2 separate regions of the Homo sapiens genome follow, and region 2 is linked to region 1. Evidence: read pairs that join two places in POLR2A ChIA-PET (ENCODE). Cell type or tissue: GM12878. All regions are shown on one strand. Each heading gives the region's core, and the rest is flanking DNA. Links, peaks and the distances in the headings are about the cores only. Region 1 overlaps ABCC4 (ATP binding cassette subfamily C member 4 (PEL blood group)). Region 2 overlaps ABCC4 (ATP binding cassette subfamily C member 4 (PEL blood group)).

Region 1 (2,905 bases), core at 205-2,704:
CAAGAAACAGTGTCCTGTCTTAGGAAACATGTGACACACTGGTATTTTCGATTCTGTTTCATTAAACAAAGTGCTTTGAGACCTGTCAGAACCCCTGCTCTTGAGCAAATCAAGAAGGTTGCTGTGCTGCAAGGGTGCACTTCCAAAGCCACCTTCAGTGGGACTTTCCTGTCTTTGAAGAAGCCTTTCACTTCCAGAGCTTGACCCAGGGAGTCCTTGTTTCTCTAAGTCTGGACCTGCTCCTTTATCACCCATATTACGGGCTGAATTATGTCCCCCCAAAGTTCGCATGTTGGAGTCCTGATCTCTAGTACTTCAGAATGTGATTGTATTTGAAGACGGGGATTTTTTTTTTTTTTTTTTAAGATGGAGTCTCTCTCTGTTGCCCAGGCTGGAGTGCAGTGGCTCTGTTGTCCAGGCTGGAGTACAGTGGTGTGATCTCAGCCCACTGCAACCTCCACCCCTCCCAGGTTCAAGCAATTCTCCTGCCTCAGCCTGACGAGTAGCTGGGACTACCGGTGCGTGCTACCACATCCGGGTAATTTTTGTATTTTTAGTAGAGACGGGGTTTTGCCATGTTGGCCAGCCTGGTCTCGAACTCCTAACCTCAGGTGATCTGCCCTCCTTGGCCTCCCAAAGTGCTGGGATTACAGGTGTGAGCCATAGTGCCTGGCCTGATTGTGATTTTTTTTTTATGGCAGCCTGAGCAGACTATATTACAGCCCACAAGCCTCACAAAGATATTGCCTGGAGTTAGTGCCACTGGTTGTCATTTTCCAGAGCTGCTTTGTAGGGCAGTAATGTGTCCTCTGTTAGACTGAACTCGCCAAGGAGTTTGACCCTCTATTCCACCTGCTTATTATAGAACTACTCCCTCTTTTCCTCATATTTCTTGGGTTGAGTTTGGGTAAGATTACTAAAATTCTTCAGATGTGGAACCAATCTTCATAAACACTTCAGAATACTTTGCTTCCTTCTGAATTACTACAGACAAGCAGTCTGGGAGGTCCAAGTCTGTATAATTATTGTTCTTAACATTCTGTCACTCATTATTGTTGGTGTTCGTTTCTCAATGCCAGATGAGGTGTGTCTTGGGCAAAAGCCTGTCCAGTGTAAGCTGTTCTGTTCTTTCAGGCAGAATCACTCAGACTTATGCTCTCAACTTTCTCTCTCTCTTTTTTTTTTTTTTTTTTTTTTTTTGAGAGAGTCTCTGTCGCCCAGGAGTGCAGTGGTGTGATCTTGGCTCACTGCAACGTCCACCTCCCAGATTCAAGTGATTCCCCTGCCTCAGCCTCCCAAGTAGCTGGGATTACAGGCTTGCACCACCACACCCAGCTAATTTTTGTATTTTTAGTAGAGATGGGGTTTCACCATGTTGCCACAGTGCCTGGCCTGAACTTTCTCTTTTACAGCCACATGCAAATTACCTGAACTATCTGGCTTTTGGGAAAACCCTGTGCAAGTTCTTAGCATCCAGTATTAAAAGAAAAGAGATGGCTCTGTTCTCTTAGCAACTCAAAATCCTCTTCCTTCTCCCCCTTTAAAATATAATGTAGTCCTTGTTTTTCCTTAAAATAAATATTTTAAAGAGAAAATTGGTCCATTTGAAGAAGCCAAAATAGGATCTCTTCCCCTCTCCTTGTTGCTGTCTCTCTCGAGTGGATTTTGGTCATTTCTGCTAAGTTTGCCCAGAAAATAGGCTGAAGTCTGTGGAAGGGAAATTCCACAAAGCTGCCTCATGTCCACAGTTCCTCGGGAGGAATTCCTTTCCTGTAAGGAGGAGGCACATTTTCTGAGAGTCCCTTCCAGGAAGGATGAGGTGCAGCAGGAAGGAATCCCACAGAGAGCCGTCTCACAGACACAGAAAAGGGAAGGAATTGCCTTTGACTTCTGGGAATTGGATGGTTTTTTTTTTTTTTTTTTTTTTAATAGAAGGCAAAACAGCAAATGGCAGCTACTAGTGACTGACTATATCAGGTTTTGGAAAAGTGGGCAGTGAGGGTTTTGTTGATTGGATTGAACTCTGCTTGGCAAACCATAGATGACCCTGAGTAAGCCTTAGGCCTTTTTTTTTTTTTTTTTTGAGATGGAGTCTCACTCTGTCACCCAGGCTGGAGTGCAGTGTCATGATCTTGGCGTACCACAACCTCTGCCTCCTGGGTTCAAGTGATCCTCCTACCTCAGCCTCCTGAGTAGCTGGGATTACAGGCACCTGCCACCACACCTGGTTAATTTTTTGTATTGTTAGTAGAGATGGGGTTTCACTATGTTGGTCAGGGTGGTCTCGAACTCCTGATTACAAGTGATTCACCTGCCTTGGCCTCCCGAGCCTTAGCCCTTTTGATTCCCTGACATCAAATGCTACTTCTCTTGGATAGTTATACTGTGAGAAGTTGGTGACGGGCAAAACGGGAGCCCAGGCCAGTGTCAGAAACTCACCCAGAGTCGCAGGGACAAAGCTGTTGTGTGGGTTCTTCCCTGTGAGAATCTTAAGGATGGAAATGGTGAGCACAAACCTTGGCATTTAAGGACCGACAATGCTGAGATGTTGTGGTGGGTCCTTGAGTAGGGCTCAAGTGTCCTTCCAGGGTGGTGGTCCCAGGGAATTGGGCCAGAAACAAGGCCACCCAGTCTCAGCTCTGTTGTTCCTGGGGGGCCCTGTGGCTCCAGGAGCTCGTGAACATGGCGAACCCCACTTCCCCATCCCCTTTCTGCCTTCTCTTCTGTTCTCTTGACAGTCTCTGTTTTCTACCCACTGGGGTCAGCAAATCAGCCCCTTTTACCGGTTTCCACAAAAATCCACAAAAAGCACTGTGAGGACTTGGGGATTTCTTGAAGATTTGGGTTGAGGTATTTCAGGAGGGCCTTGCCTCGCCCCTTTCCACTCCATCTTCCTCTCTGCTCC
Region 2 (2,905 bases), core at 101-2,600, 53 kb after region 1:
CATCCAGAGTTCATATTATCAGGTACTCTTCATCTTTCTGGGGGAAGAATTCCTGTTTCTTTTAATCTTTTCATTTGAGAACCCTCTCCTCTTGACCATTTCCTTTTTTTTTCTTTAAAGAGACAGGGTCTCCCTATGTTGCCCAGGCTGGTCTCGAACTCCTGGGCTCAAGGGATCCTCCTGCCTTGGCCTCCCAAAGTACCAGGATTACAGGTGTGAGCCACCACTCCTGGCTTTTTTTTTTTTTTCAAGACAGAGTCTTGCTCTGTCGCCCAGGCTAGAGCACAGTGGCATGATCTTAGTTCACTGCAACCTCCGCCTCCCGGGTTCAAGTGATTCCCATGCCTCAGCTTCCCAAGTAGCTGGGATTACAGGCATGGTGGTGCATTTTTGTATTTTTAGTAGAGACGGCATTTCACCATGTTGGCCAGGCTGGTCGCGAACTCCAAACCTCAGGTAATGCGCCTACATTGACCTCTCAAAGTGCTGGGATTACAGGTGTGAGCCACTGCGCCTGGCCTTGATCTTTTCCTTCTCTTTTCTTGGCATTGCTGCAGGGCAGGTATATTTTTAGGTCAGTGGTCAGAGCAGCAGACAGCCTCCTCTACCACAGACTGAGTAGGAAGTGGAAGGTGCCCTCCCATAATGCACAGAGAGGCTGGGCTTGTGCACCCTTCCCAAGTCATGTCTGCCGCCCTATGCAATAAGTAGAACCTGAAGTAAAAAAAATAAATGCACCGTCATGCGCTGATGGTGAGAAGATTGCAGCCACCTGTAGCTCTCTGGCTGCATCCCAGTCTTCCCACCCCGTCTCCCTCTGGGTTTTCTCAGTGGATGTGGACAGACAATTGATAGCAAATTTTGTCAGCAACTGAGCCATACAGTGTTGTGGTCTTAGTTTTAAAACAGAACTTTTGTTTTTATTTAAAGCTATTTTTATTTCACTGTAGACTGTATATTGCTTTATATTTAGACTGAATAGTATGAAATTACAGATATTCAGGGCCGGGTGCAGTGGCTCACACCTGTAATCCCAACACTATGGGAGGCCAAGGTGGGTGGATCACTTGAGGCCAGGAGTTCGAGACCAGCCTGACCAACATGGTGAAACCCCATCTCTACTAAAAATACAAAAATTAGCCTGGCATGGTGGTGCACGCCTGTGATCCCATCTACTTGGGAGGCTGAGGCACAAGAATTGCTTGAACCCAGGAGGTGGAGGTTGCAGTGAGCTGAGATCCGTGCCACCGCACTCCAGCGTGGGTGACAGAACAAGACTCTTCTTTAAAAAAAAGAAATTACATATATTCAACTCCTTTGGGCCTTTTTACAAAACTAGCAATTTCATATGGCTCAAACTAATCTTTTGTCTATTAGTCTGTAGATCGGTTTCCTTTCTGAAGATTCGTAGAGAGCCTCTTGACAGTGTTGTCAAAGTGAAACTGTGTGGTGTGTGTGGAAGTTATCTCCCTGGACACATGTGATACTTTGGTTGGACTTCCTCTTCTAATGTTATTTTCTAAGTTTCTGACAAAATTAGAATGACCCAGTAGTGCTTCTTACATTGTCCATAATACGTTAAAATTTTTGTTTCAAAAACTTTTCTCCCCCACAGTTTTTGGTTTTACTTCTGATGTGAACTTGAATTGTACCTGGGCATTTTGTGAGACATTAATCTCATCAAGGGACAATTTGTCAGTCTTCTAGTTTGCTAGGGAATAGCTTAAGAGGAGCCAAGTTAACTTTCCATAGCTTGGAGTTTGAGCTAAGAAAGCAAGTTAAGGAGGGAGGACTTGTTTTGTTTGGATTTTTCCAAGAGGAAATTTCTGCTGCTGGAGATTTAGGAGTGTCAGATGCGTCCCATCATCTGATAATTGTATTTGCTTCACTGGGGTGTGGGTGCAAACTGGAAGAAAATGCTTTAGCTCAGTGGTTCCTCAAACTGCTCTCTGTTGTATTCATGAGGGGAAATCTTTAAAATACCACTGGTGTCTGGACTCTTCCCCTAAACATTCTGATTTAATTGCTTTAGGGAAATTTTAAAAGCTCCTATGTGATACTAATAGGCCTCAAATATGTGTTCAGCTTAATTTTATGCTTTATAACTAAGACCTTCCAGTTCACAGAGATAGCATATGGGTTGCGGGTTTAATCCCCCTCATTGGTGAATAACTCCTTCGGACTTGTAGGTATAAACCTCAAGCATGGTAGCTGTTCATCAGCCCGAGTGTCCTACCATCTGGTCTGGGAATCTCATATGCAGGAGAGCCCGGGTGTTGAGTCAGGTGTCCAGGCACTTTGTAGAAGACTCCATGAAGTCCTCTAGTGGCAGATTGGCAAGGGTAGAGATTGAGTGTGGACTCTGAGAGCAATCATGGACTCAGAGCAGTCAGACCTGAGTTCACATCTCAGTGCTGTCATTTTCTAAGCTGTAAAATCTTAAGAGAAGCACATTCGCTTCCCAGGGCCAGTTTCCTGATAACAACTTGTTGAAGACTACTCTTTCCCCATTGAATTAAGTTGGAGAAAATGTAGATTAGATGGCCATTTATGTGTGAATCTTTTTCTGGATCCTCTATTCTGTTTTGTTGATCTATATTTTCTTTGTTTTACTTTAGTAGTCAGATGGATAGAATCTATTCTTTCTTCATAGCAAATTATCTTAATTACTATAGCTTTATAAATCAAATAGTGAAAGTTACCCAACCTGTTTTTCTTTTATGATTGTTTTGACTATTCTAAGTCTCTTGCATTTTCATATTGACTTTAGAATCAGCTTTTCAAGTTTTACAGGAAACTGTTGGGTTATGCATCTTGAATTCTAAGACATGGTCTTAGAATTCCAGATGAAGTAATTCCAGATGAAGTAATTGCCCTGTTGGAGAAGTAATTCTCCAACAGGGCA

The links. ChIA-PET counts read pairs that join two places held together with the same protein. Peaks named below come from ENCODE experiments on the same cell type or tissue, not always from the same donor. Only the 100,000 strongest peaks of a DNase experiment are listed, where the experiment ranks them.
Region 2: POLR2A ChIA-PET joins it to region 1 with 5 read pairs; 6 of 35 experiments call an interaction of 5 or more read pairs at or near these places.

What each region holds. Positions count from the first base shown.
Region 1 is chr13:95,279,595-95,282,499 of GRCh38, reverse strand. The region is part of intron 1 of ABCC4 (ATP binding cassette subfamily C member 4 (PEL blood group)); the gene reads left to right. LOC124903192 (a long non-coding RNA gene) reads right to left here. Exons shown (of 2, transcript XR_007063838.1): 2 at 1,066-2,905. Among named protein-coding and RNA genes, the nearest start is that of ABCC4, 20 kb to the left of the region's middle. RefSeq lists an enhancer at 246-295. In GM12878, for the core only: no CTCF peak of the experiment used is centred there; a DNase peak (open chromatin) is centred at 1,430; H3K4me3 peaks cover 427 bases; H3K27ac peaks cover 2,296 bases.
Region 2 is chr13:95,226,108-95,229,012 of GRCh38, reverse strand. The region is part of intron 4 of ABCC4 (ATP binding cassette subfamily C member 4 (PEL blood group)); the gene reads left to right. Among named protein-coding and RNA genes, the nearest start is that of SNORD13G, 17 kb to the right of the region's middle. RefSeq lists a silencer at 2,124-2,418. In GM12878, for the core only: no CTCF peak of the experiment used is centred there; DNase peaks (open chromatin) are centred at 1,452 and 1,895; H3K4me3 peaks cover 1,764 bases; H3K27ac peaks cover 2,500 bases.